Regions from separate parts of the Homo sapiens genome. Here region 2 is linked to region 1. A link is a contact called in ENCODE Hi-C or POLR2A ChIA-PET data. All regions are on one chromosome and are shown on one strand. The core of a region is the stretch at or near the end of the contact, and the rest is flanking DNA. Distances in the headings are between cores, read along the strand shown.

Region 1 (6,480 bases), core at 39-2,538:
CCCAAACCCTTACCTCTTCCTACCCTAACCTCCAGCCTTCTCAGACGGGGCCAACCTCTGGGATTCCTCCATCCCCCGAATCCTCACTTATCTTTTTCAAGCATTTTTGTCTTTATCACTCTGGAGTTACACAGACATTTTTAAGTCAAATCTCTATAAGACTCCAAGCTCCTGAATTGTCAAGGGCCAAGTCTCATTTATCTCCAAATCCTCCTTCTCATCCTTCCCCCAGTGGACCAAGTTAAACATTTAGTGGGAACTTATTATGTGCCGGCATGAAACGAAGAGCATTATATTCACGATCTTGCTTAACCTTTCCTAGGAAATAGGTACAGTCATCAGTCTCTAGATGGAACAGGGTCTGTGCTCAAAGGAATTCATCATTCCAGGCACACCTTGCTGCCTCTGGTGTAGGGAAACTTAAAGACTTGAGGCAGACTGGCAGATGTGGTGAAAGTGAGGCTCAGGAAGGCTATGTGCATTTCAAAACTGACTGTTCTATCTTCACTGCCTTAACCTTCACCTACACTGCCCCTGGGTTTAAGAAAAAAATAATTCTCACTTAAAAACAAAATAAAGGCTGGGCACGGGGCTCATATCTATAATCCAAGCGCTTTGGGAGGCTGAGGCTCACTTCAGCTCAGGAGTTCAACACCAAGCTGGGCGACATAGCAAGACCCCATCTCTACAGAAATTTTGTAGGTGGGCACAGTGGTGCATGCCTGTTGTTCCAGGTTACTCGGGAGGCTGAGGCGGGAGGATTGCTTGAGCCCAAGAGGCTGAGGCTGCAGTGAGCTGTGATCACACCACTGCACTCCAGCCTGGGCTACAGAGTGAGACCCTGTCTCTAAAAAATAAAATAACAAAAAAACAAAAATGGGAAGATGAGGAAAATAAAAGTCCAAATGGTCACTGCTCAACGAAGGGCCTAATTGCTCAATGTGAACAAAACTCTTCATCCCCAATCTTTGCTCTGAAAACAGAGGTCTGGATGACTGTGGTTTTGTCACTAGATGAATAGCGAGCCCTGAGGATTGTTAGAATTACAAGGCCCAGACCAGATCCACTCAAATATAGCTGGAAGCTTTCTAGTAACTCTAACCGTGCATGGGGAATGAGCTGCTCAGAGAAGTGAGTCACTTACTGGAATCTGTGCTGCCTGCATTACTCAGCTGATATTAATACACCCACTTGTTCATTAAAGTTTAATTGGAGTTCATGTGAATTGGTTTCACCGGATACTTAATCAAAGAGAACTGTTTGTGTACGAACCGTTCAAATACAAAGCTAGCAACACAGCTCTCCTTCAGCCTCTACACACGTCCACCGGCTGCTCTTTTAATTCTGTTGACACAATAAGTGAGTCAGAGAAGGTGGGACAATGACCCTGATGGAGGATGGGAAAAGCTGTCTATACTCAAACACAAAACAAGAGTAAATGAAAAAATCCTTTGTGAGAAGCCAGCCACAGTTCTCTAAACCCATCAGCTACAGTCAGACACTGGCCAGGACTCGAACGGCACCTCCTAAGCGGGAGCTTGTTCCTTCTAGTTTCTTTCTGGGGCTCATTATCAAAGCTGCAGGTCTCCTCTATTCCCTGGGCACCTGTTTTCTAGCTGTACATCTTTATTTTTAAAATGGGTGGATAAGAAAATTAACTATCATTCAACATAATCACACATTTCTCTTGTGCTGACAAGCAAACCATGAACACAATCCCTAATGCCTATTTATACAATCAGGACTGTCAGTACCCTGTTATTTCTTATCAGATATCTCATTAATCAACATTTGAGAAAGTATAAATTTTTAAAGCTTCTGAGAAAAAAACGTGCATGAAGTTAGGTGGAAATATACTTGCTTCGGTTTGGTGGCTCTAGTTGTGTTACCACTTTTTCCTTAAGTGTGTTCACCATTGTTAAGCATGCATGACTTATTTACCAAAAACAAATCAATATGAGTTTAAAACTTGGCACTATGCACTATTTTGAATCCCTGAAGCAATCCTCAGAGAATAGATTAAAGGGAAATCCACTTTTTAAAACAGGTTTATTGAGATATAATTTACATACAATTCACCCATTTAAAGTTTACGGTTCTGTTTTTAGTATTTCACAGTGTTGTGCAATCATCACCACCATATAAAGAGCATTTTCAGCATCCCAAAAAGAAACTCACAGTTATTAGCAATCACTACCTATCCTCTACCCCAACCCTGCCGGCAACCACTACTTTCTATCGCTACAGACTCTATAGATTTGCCTATTGTGGGCTTTTCACATAAATGGAATCATATAATATGTGGTCTTTCATAACTGGCTTTTTTTTTTTTTTTTTTTTTTTTTTTGACAGAGTTTGGCTCTGTCACCCAGGCTGGAGGGCAGATCTCGGCTCACTGCAACCTCCACCTCCCGGGTTCAAGCCATTCTCCTGCCTCACCATCCTGAGTAGCTGGGATTACAGGCACACACTACTACGCCCAACTGATTTTTGTATTTTTAGTAGAGACGGGGGTTTCACCATGTTGTCCAGACTGGTCTCGAACTCCTGACCTCAAGTGATTCACCCACCTCGGTCTCCCAAAGTGCTGAGATTACAAGCATGAGCCATGGTGCCCGGCCTTGTAACTGGCTTCTTTCACTTTGCCATAATGTTTTCAAGGTTCATCCATGTTGTAGTCCATATCAGTACTTTATTCCTTTCACTGCTGAACAATATCCCATTTTATTTTATGCCACATTTTGCTTTTCCATTCAGCCAATCTACTTCTTAAAAATAAAATAACCTCCCATCTACCAAATAATAGCAAGTGTTTTGATAGATATTAATTCTCAGTTTGACATATATTTTGCTTATCCCTTCGATGATCCACTCATGACTGTCCAATTATCCATGTTTAAAAAGTGAGCTTTGCATTAGACAATTCTCAACAGTGGAATGAGGTGGCAGTACCTTATAACCTAAGCCATTCTACATGTAAAACTCATCAAGATGGTAAGTTTATTGTTTCAGTATACAAAGAGCTCTCGCTAACATGATATAGCTAGATTGTGGGCTCCCCACGTTAGGAGCCATAGTTACAGAGCCCCAGGCGGGCAGGCTTAGAATATACTAGAGGAACAACATCCAAAACCATCTCTCTCTCAAGAAAAACCACATTTTCTGCTTCTTAAGATATTAAACCCAACCACTTAGTAATAAATACCTATAATGTGCTGTGCGCCACCATTATAATTAATAAGATATGAGACCAGTCCTCCAGAGTTCAAAATCTAGCAGAAGAGACATATAGAATGAGTCAATGCCAGCTCAAATAAAATTAACGGTATGAGAGAAACTCAGAGAAGGGAATCTTCCATTTGTTATGTCTCACTTGTAATGCTGGTGATTTCATTTCTAACCTTGTTTGTAGAGTTGGAGCTAATTATTACACAGTAGAGACAGTACATAGACTTCCATGAGAATGTAGAATCTATACAAGTTGATCCTTACTGGGGGCATAAATCACACCAATAAAATTACCAGATGACGTAGACCTCAAAAGAAACCATCAAAAATGGAAAGTCAAGGGGTCAAGGAGGTCATCTGTCAAAAGAGAAACACTTTCTGCCTCCTTATAAAGCATGCTTTTCAAGACACTATCAGGAAGCTGGTAATTCACTGAGAATTGCCACCTAAGAAACCATGTAGTGTAAATAAAAGAAATAGATTTCCAAAACCTATGTCAGGTAAACCATACTCTAGTACATGATGCTAATAATACAGCACTAGGCTTATTGGGTACCATGTGTGTAAGAGATTCAAAGGCATTTTCCAAAGAGAATTCAATCCTTCCCACCTCCCAAGCAAGTATAGTGCAGACCCTTAAGTCATCAGGAAACTTAAGAGCATATTCCATCCCTCTTGCTCTATATTCTGACGACATGTCCAGTCTTCCAGATAAAGGCACTCTGCAATCAGAACTAGATGTTTGAGTCATGCTTCTGTTTTTTGGAGTGTAGAGGTATTGACCACCTTAGATCCAACTCATGAAACAGATTAAGTTTTCACACAGTCCAAAAATAATTGATATGCTTAATGAGAACTTATTTCACTTAAAATTTCTACCAGCATGAAACCCTCTGTAATATGCCCATCCAGTTTGTACATCAGTAGAAGTGCTCCTCTTTAAATTCATATAGCAAGTTTGCACATCCTGTTTCCTAATTACCTCATGCAAAAAAGGAATTGTACCTTCACTTCTCTTGTTCATTAAAGCAAGGTTCACGAAATGCTTTGACATTTGATTTTTGAAAAACACATGCTGGTTTAACCGAAGGTCCTAGAGACTCATTGCTGTTTAAACTTGGGGAGAAACAAGATGGTATCAAATCACAGTTAACTTTTTAACTGATCTGTTTAAAGAAAATTAAAATGGGCATTTTTAAGATATATTACAACTCTATATAATCTGACAGTACTTGGTAAGAATTACCTCCTTACAATCAAATCAGGGTGGTGGAGCAGAAAGCACCCTAGAGTCAAATGTTCTGGGTTTGCATCCAGAACTGCTTTAAGAAAACTTATTTCACTTCTCTGAACCACAGATCCACCATTTCTAAAAGGGAAATAATGATAAACCCTGCCTTGCCTACATCATAGAGATGTCATAAAGCACACATAAGAAAATGGGTACTTAAGTGTTTTGAAAGCTACAAGCCCCCCACACAAGGTAAGGTATCATCTTAATGTCCTTTCTCTTTTTTTTTTTTTTTTTTTGAGACAGAGTCTCGCTCTGTCGCCCAGGCTGGAGTGCAGTGGCATGATCTCAGCTCACTGCAAGCTCCGCCTCCTGGGTTCACACCATTATCCTGCCTCAGCCTCCCGAGTAGCTGGGACTACAGGCGCCCACCACCATGCCCGGCTAATTTTTTTTTCTTTCTATTTTTAGTAGAGATGGGGTTTCACCGTGTTAGCCAGGATGGTCTCGATCTCCTGACCTCGTGATCCACCCGCCTGGGCCTGCCAAAGTGCTGGGATTACAGGCGAGAGCCACCACGCCCGGCCAATGTCCTTTCTTATAAAGACATTCTTAATGACATGAAAAACACTTTAGCCTTTCTGTTTATATTTTGAATAAGCCAAAGAAACATCTCAAAATCAACACTACCAATTCCAGGAAGTTTCACAAACACACACGCACACATACACACACAGGCTTTATAAAGATAATTGTTGTTTGGGACAAGAAGCCCAAGAAAGTAAAAGATTCTGAAGAATTGTTCGTCTTAGAGTTCACCTCAGCAACACATCTTTAAAATTAAGTATCATTCAGTGTATTCTTACTCTTTGAAGGTGGGTGAAATACATATGTTAGAATGTATTACCTTTCAAAAAGTGGTATGCCAAATTCCCACCCACCTCCTTCTGATGCTACAGAAACAGTCCAAGGAAGAGGTGGCCCCATTATATCAATGCTTTCTAGAGAAGAGGGAAATGGGAGAGAGCTCTGAGGACAGACCCAGGCATGTGCAGACTGAGGAAAGACAGAACTTGCCCGGAAGACACAGAAAAAATACCAACCAGCAGGCCACCTTTGACCAGTGAATTGACCCTCAGTAGCCACATGGCAACATTCCACTAGGGCAGCTTATCAAGGATGCGGATGCATTCCATTCCCCACACACTCTGTCATCTGAAGTTTACTCGTTCAGATAAACAAAGGTCAAGGACAGAGAAGCCAAGAACTTTTCCAAGGTCATTAGTAGCTGTGTAAATACAACTCCTATGTTCTAAACTAAACTTGCTGATGCTCTTGGAGTGAAGAGGCCGGGAACATGAACAGTCCTAAACTATTCACTGTGTACCTGTCCTTCTCGGTGGCTGTAGTATAATGGAATAGTAAGTGCTACCACTGAAGCACGGCATGCTGTGTGCCAAGCATTGTTCTACATGCTCTACGCATTCTAACTTTGTTAATCCTCACAAGGACCCTATGATGTAAGCCCATTTTATAGATGAAGAAAGTACAGCACTAGAAGTGAAGTTGTTTGTCCAAGGTCACATGATATTATGTGGTAGGATGGATCCAAACCCAAGCAATGTGGCTTCGGCATCTGTCCCTAAACAGTACACAAAACTGCATGTTGAACCGGGCATGGTGGCTCACGTCTGTAATCCCAGCACTTTGGGAGGCTAAGGCAGTCAGACCACTTGAAGTCAGGAGATCGAGACCAGCTTGGCCAACATGGTGAAACCTCGTCTCTATTAAAAATACAAAATAAATTAGTCGGGCATGGTGGCATGCGCCTATAGTCCCAGCTACTCGGGAGGCTGAGGAAGGAGAATCACTTGAACCCGGGAGGCCAAGGTTGCGCCACTGCACTCCATCCTGGGCGATAGGGTAAGACTCCGTCTCAAAAAAAAAACCCTGCATGTTTATGAGCACTTCCAAGATAGGGTGAACTCCCACCATGAACTAGGTACCTTTGCAGACACTCA
Region 2 (6,379 bases), core at 3,372-5,871, 210 kb before region 1:
GATTCTATATGTTAAATACCATTGATGAGGATGTGCAGATAAAAGATGTTTGAACAACTGCAAGAGAATCATTTATAGTTGATAAGCATAGAAAATGGAAATAAGGCTCATAAAATATTAGAACTAGAAGGGGAATTTACGTCGCTATTCCATCATTTTCATTTAAAGATAATACAATTCCCCCAAAAAGGTAAGGTAGTTTGTATAGTGAAGGGGCTGAAGTAGGACTAAAACTTTAACACCTCCCACTGTGAAACATCTTTTCCAAAACGACATCTCGTACATTTCAACTGATCTTCTTAAGAACATATAAAACAGGAAATATCCTACAAGCCAGCAATATTACTAGGCAGCTACCCAGTCCACTGCACACAGCCTGGGACATAGTCACTACTGGGAAAACAAGAGGGAAAATATCATAGCTCCCTCTGTACGGCCATTATCACAGAGAAGTGCTCAGGTTTAGAAAAGCATTTTCATATATACGATCTCATCGAGCTATTCCAGCAATCCTAGAGATTAGTAGATGTTATTATTCCTGTTTTCAAAAGAGGATAGCCCAAGGATCAGAGAGAAAAAGAGAACTTTCTAGGGTTACTCGGGCAGTAAATGGAAGAATTGGAATTTGGAAATCAAACATTTTGCTCCAAAGCTCTAGCACTTTGCATGACATTAGGAAGAAAACACAAAAGGTGAAAGGTCTTCCCTTCTAACACCAAGCAGAGATTATATGGGCCTATTAGATTACCAAAAATTAGGTCATGGCTACAATTACAATTGAAAAGCCAAGCTCTAATACCCTTTTTTGCCATCTACTTCTCCATTTAGGATAGGTTTCATTCACTTTCCTATAAATATTTTTCAAATATTCAAGACACACTGATATGAAGTTCAGGCAAGAGGGACAAGGGAGGGAGGGAGGGAGAGAGGGGAGGGAGGAAGGCAGGGAGGGAAGGAAGGGAGGGAAGGGAGGGAAAGGAAGGAGGGAAGGGAGGGAAGGGAGTGAGGGAGGGAGGAAGGGAGGAAGGAAGGGAGGAAGGGAGGGAAGGAGGGAGGGAGAGAGTCAGGTAGAAAGGAAGGAGGGAGGGAGGGAGGCAGGTAGGAAGAAAGGAGGGAAGCAGGTAGGAAGGAAGGAGGAAGGAGGGAGGGAGGGAGGGGGGCAGGGAGGGAAGAAAGAAAGGAAAGGAGGGAGAGGGAGAAGGAAGGGGAGGGAGGGAAAGAGAATGGATCAGGGGTTCTCTGCCAAGAGCTTACAGTTGCATTGAAGAAACTAGTTTATCCACAAATGTCCATATTAGAAGGCAGACTACATGTAGGTAAGACACACAAGATGTTCGAGAAAAAAGCAAAATGAGAGAGAGGAAAGAGAGAAAGTAGCTGAATAGAGAAATCAGAGAGAGCTATATGGCGACAGAATTGAGAAGGCCTTAAATGGAGAACAAGTATTTAACATATTTACAACATGAGCATAAAGATATAGAAGGAACTCTGCAATGTGCAAGTGTACTTGGCAAACACGAGTGTTCTTTAAGGTAAAAATAGAGTAAGAGCAGACTCAAAGGGTCAGCTGTGGTCAGACAATGCAGGTGTGCAAACCAAGGCATATAAGGAGATTGGCTCTTACCCAAGGTGCTGATATCTAAAGGATAAACACATTCCCCATGACGAAGGAGAGAGTGGGCAGGGGTAATTGTATCTTGGGACTTAGTGTTGATGTGGGAACAAACACATGGTATGAATCACACATATTTCAGGCTGAGCACAGACAATTTATATTAAAACACTCCCAGCAGAAATTCCTATTTTTAGGAAAAAGGTTGCCATTGATAAAAAGTGAGTGAGAGACCGTATCAGAAAGCTACTGATTTCACCTTAATCAGAAATGAACGTGATTCCACAGCACAACAAACAAGGGTTATTGGAGCACGTACACATTTCTGCCTTAGACCCAGGGAATACAATGCAACAGACTGCTATGACAAGACTTTTACTTTGCTAGGTGGAGGCTGAAGAAAGTCTAAAGGAGGCAAGGAATAATGTCGTCTCAAGCTTCACTATTCTTGTCTCAACTTAAAAATCATTTCTATACCCCAGAATTCTGCTCATGTCTCATTTCAGGCTTTCTTATGAAATGTTCCTTTTTTCAAAAAATATTCAGAGTCAAATAATAATCAAATGTCTACTATTTACTCAGTGACAGTTTAGTACCTCGTATTAAAGAAATGAGACAGGCCCGGTGCAGTGGCTCACGCCTCTAATCCCAGCACTTTGGGAGGCCAAGGCAGGCGGATCACAAGGTCAGAAGTTTGAGACCAGCCTGGCCAACATGGTGAAACCCCATCTCTACTAAAGATGCAAAAAAAAAAAAAAAAACAACAAAAAAAAAATTAGCCAGGCATGGTGGCACACAACTGTAATCCCAGCTACTTGGGAAGCTGAAACAGGAGAATCGCTTGAACCCAGGAGGCGGAGTTTGCAGTGAGCCGAGATCATGCCATTGCACTCCAGCCTGGGCGACAGAGTGAGACTCAAAAAAAAAAAAAGAAAAGAGAGAGAGAGAGGAAGGAAGGAAGGAAGGAAGGAAGGAAGGAAGGAAGGAAGGAAGGAAGGAAGGAAGGAAGGGGACAAAAAAAAATGAAAAGTTGAATTACTCACTTCCAACTTTCCTTTTCACCTCTCCCTTGTTCCAATGTGAATGTTTTTCTTTATGGGACGGGTCCACTTAAGCCGAGTTTACAGTCTCTACTGTCAACTGCAAACTCTGTCAGTGCCAAAAAGAATCCCACCTGTTGTTCAAACTTAAAGTAAAATATATGCCTAACCAGGTTAAGATAGAAAGGATTAAACTGGATGTGATGTTTGACCAAGTCGTATACTCTTAGTTTTAGTGTCTTCTTATGAAATAAGGGAGCAATAATACCAACCCCACAGGGATATTTTGGAGACCAGGTGAAATAAGGTAGTAGAAATCATGTGTCCACTAGAATGCTAAGCATACGGTAAGTCTTCTGCACATGTTTTCTGGTGGTATGTTGTGTATAAAAGAGGATTACAGGATTATACTTGGTGTGTTATAAGAGAATTTGCAGCTATTAAATAAAAAGCCCTTGGTCTCAGGTGAAGCTAGATTTTGGTGGCCAAAGATACGTCCTAAAATAAGAAAATACTGGAGTTTTGAAAGGAAGCTAGCAACCTTTGAGGACAGAAGCACCTTCGATATCCATGAACATAAGATTTTCCTAAGCCCCCTCCTAGATTTACCAAATCTAAACCTTTGAAGGCAGGGCCTAATAATTGGCATTTAACAAACCCATCGGCCTCACCCCAATTCTTGTCCATGCTAAATTTGAAATCTGCTGGCCTAGAATTTGGTTGCCAGTTGCTAATCCAAGTGCTAACAATAACTGGAACAATTTAATTAAAATCCCACAACTCTGAACACATTAAAGAATTCTTTACTAATGTATTCTAACCCAATTCCAGGGGACAAGGAAAATACTTTTCTCTCATTCGACAGTTTCTGTGTTCTCACCCGCAGTGCCAACAGAGAAAACACAATCTACTTCACTTCTCCTCATCTGTCGAAATGGCAAAGACGTTTACCACCTCGAAGGAGTGCGAGTTTCCATTTACTGGTGTTAATAAAGTCTTCTGAGTGTTCTCATAAATCAACTATAAGTTGGCATTATTCATAGCACCCTGTTGGAGCTTAATACATATTCAATTAAAAAACAATGACAACAATACAGCAATATCCACAAATTAGCATTAATTATAGCAATGCATTATTCTCACCCTACTGCTACAATTTTGTCTAGGCAGAGCTGTTTATGTCTGGAGACTGTATAGTCCCTTTCATTAACAAAGGGCAATATTTGCTCATTGGTATCAACATTTCCTCTAGTAACATTCACATCACACCTGCTTCAAAGTCCTCATTTTTTTCCAAAGGATTCTTCCATTTGCCACATACTAGGACAGGAAGGATATGTATTCTCCCTGAAGAAAGTCACAATCCTGCCAAGCATCCTGGACTCTTCTCTTTCCCATAAGCCCCCTCTTTCCAAATTGCTTTTGATTCTTGTTCCCCTTCTCCATGGTCATGGCCACCACCTTGGTTAAGGTCCTTGTCTGCCTCAATGGACCCCTGAAGGTGACTCCAAGACACTCTGTCATCACCATTTCTGATCACTTGAGTACCACTATGTTATAGCAATCCATCTAAATACAGATCAAATCATTTTATTTACTAGCATAAAAGGCTCTTTATCGTGTCCTAATGATATAGCCTTAGATTGGAAAAATCTCCCAAATGCCATCACAACTATTAAAGAAAAATTATTTATTTGAATTGGGGGAGTAGCTATAAAGCAGTCAGGGAAACTTTTACCAAGGACAGAAACTGAAGCAAAAGGAACAGCTTAAGCAAAAAGCTGCAAAGCTATGTGTCTCTTTATCTTAGTTCAGGTTTCAGCCTTTTCCAGGGGGCAACGATCTGGTAGTTGGCCAAGTTCCCCACTAAATATGAAAGAACATCACCATTCCCTTCCCTGCCTTCCCCACCTCCGCCACCCATCCGCGCTTCTCTGGGGCACCACAGCTTATCTTGCTATACAAGGTTTTGCTGACTCTGGTCTCCTGTTCTGCATGAGCCTTTCACATGCATAGTTGAGGTTGAGGAATCTGTGCCTAGTGGGTTTGAGGTTTCATCAAGAGAAAAACGGGAAACTTATGTGATTTCACTGAGTAACTATTTTCACTACAAAAAAAAAAAATTCCCATATTTATTTTTTCCCCCTTTCGAAATGGCACTAAGGAAACACATGCCAGACTGCCATGAACAGAGGCTGTACTTTCCAAACAGTAGCAAGGACTAAAAATAGAAAAGCTTGATTTGCTCAAGATGTATATAACTTCCTCTCCCATTTCCTCTCCCCACCACCCTGAGTCAGTATACAGAAGCAGTGCACAATGAACCCTTTGCATGCTTACAACAACCCCAAAAGCATCAAAAGGGTGATAAGTATACAGACTTCATAGTCCTTTCCCAGAGAATTCCTATTGCACAGTCGAAGAAAGAATAGATCAATCAAGCCACAAATATCAATCAAGTAGCTATTCTATCTTCTCGCAATAAAATAAAGGTTATGGGCCGGGCGTGGTGGCTCATGCCTGTAATCCCAGCACTTTGGGAGGCCGAGGTAGGTGGACCACGAGGCCAGGAGATCAAGACCATCCTGACTAACACAGTGAAACCCCGTCTCTACTAAAAATACAAAAAATTAGCCAGGTGTGGTGGTGGGCGCCTGTAGTCCCAGCTACTTGGGAGGCTGAGGCAGGAGAATGGCGTGAACCCGGGAGGCGGAGCTTGCAGTGAGCCGAGATTGCGCCACTGCACTCCAGCCTGGGCAACAGAGCAAGACTCCATCTCAAAAAAAATAAAATGAAATGAAAATAAAGGTTATGGGTGATACAGAAATATGGGTTGTGATCCTGCCTTCAGGCAATTGCTAAAATAAATGAACAAGAAGGTAATGGAAAGAGCAGAGGCCTGGGAGTCCAGAAATCTCTAGTTGTGGTTAGGACCAGCTCTCCTAGTAACTGTGTCACCATGAACAGTTCACTTAAGAAATTTAGGCTCCAGTTTCCTCATCACAAGAAAGGGCAGAGGGGTTAGGACCATGTCAAATCTGGTGCTCTACGATTTGTGATTTTAAATAATTTCTACAAGTCTCCCATGTTATTTTATGATTCTGGCTTATAAAATAAAGTTTGGTGGCAAGATTAATGTACATGCAATGATTACATTACCCCACAAAAGGGTATATATTAAGTGGCAGAAAAAATCAAACAGCATTAATAAATCTATTTATTAACTGACTCATAGTAGCCTTTACTCTGAACCAGCAGTTGTTGGATACTCTACATTATCTTAATTAGTCCTCAAAATAACCTTCTAAAAATTGTTATTAATATCCTCATTTTTGCATGTAAAGATGGGAAATGCAGTGATAAGCAACAGAGCAGGGTTTCTTAGCCCTAAACCCTGGGCTCATGCCACCACATCACATGACTCAATCAAAAGACTGAGGATGCAGAGAAGAGAGAGATCAAGATGATCCAGTTGTCAGACACGTATGAGTAAAATAGTAGAGTTAGGCTTCTAAAAATGAGGATATGAGGGTTCATCAGGTATTGAGAAAGACACAAGAAAAATTGGCTTGGCATATGAAGCTGACAATGACGATATGAGCTTCAAAAGAGCAAGGACTGTATAAAAAGGACAGTGGGAGATACAGTGTGCTACATAGGATGAGGTAGGTCATAGAGTACTCTGAAAAATAAACCAAGAGGAGAAATTTAATGTGGAAAAGCCAAA

Evidence for each region. A loop is a pair of places that touch in the nucleus more often than their neighbours do. ChIA-PET counts read pairs that join two places held with the same protein, here RNA polymerase II (POLR2A). Pooled maps may share reads with other maps.
Region 2: a map of endothelial cell of umbilical vein shows a loop between it and region 1 (9-fold over the local background). The contact joins two enhancer-like sites. A Hi-C loop is called at or near these places in 1 of 168 maps with a recorded cell type or tissue (endothelial cell of umbilical vein) and 3 of 50 pooled maps. POLR2A ChIA-PET finds 5 or more read pairs at or near these places in 4 of 52 experiments (OCI-LY7, PC-9, activated B cell and 1 more).

Annotation. Positions count from the first base shown.
Region 1 is chr3:188,289,924-188,296,403 of GRCh38, reverse strand. All of the region lies in intron 2 of LPP (LIM domain containing preferred translocation partner in lipoma), which reads right to left. Among named protein-coding and RNA genes, the nearest start is that of FLJ42393, 110 kb to the right of the region's middle. RefSeq lists a silencer at 5,469-5,763 and an enhancer at 5,469-5,763. Within about 2 kb of position 1,288, at least 18 of the 41 ENCODE cell types and tissues checked have a DNase peak (open chromatin) inside an H3K27ac peak, as active enhancers do.
Region 2 is chr3:188,505,868-188,512,246 of GRCh38, reverse strand. All of the region lies in intron 5 of LPP (LIM domain containing preferred translocation partner in lipoma), which reads right to left. Among named protein-coding and RNA genes, the nearest start is that of LPP-AS1, 60 kb to the left of the region's middle. Within about 2 kb of position 4,621, at least 5 of the 41 ENCODE cell types and tissues checked have a DNase peak (open chromatin) inside an H3K27ac peak, as active enhancers do.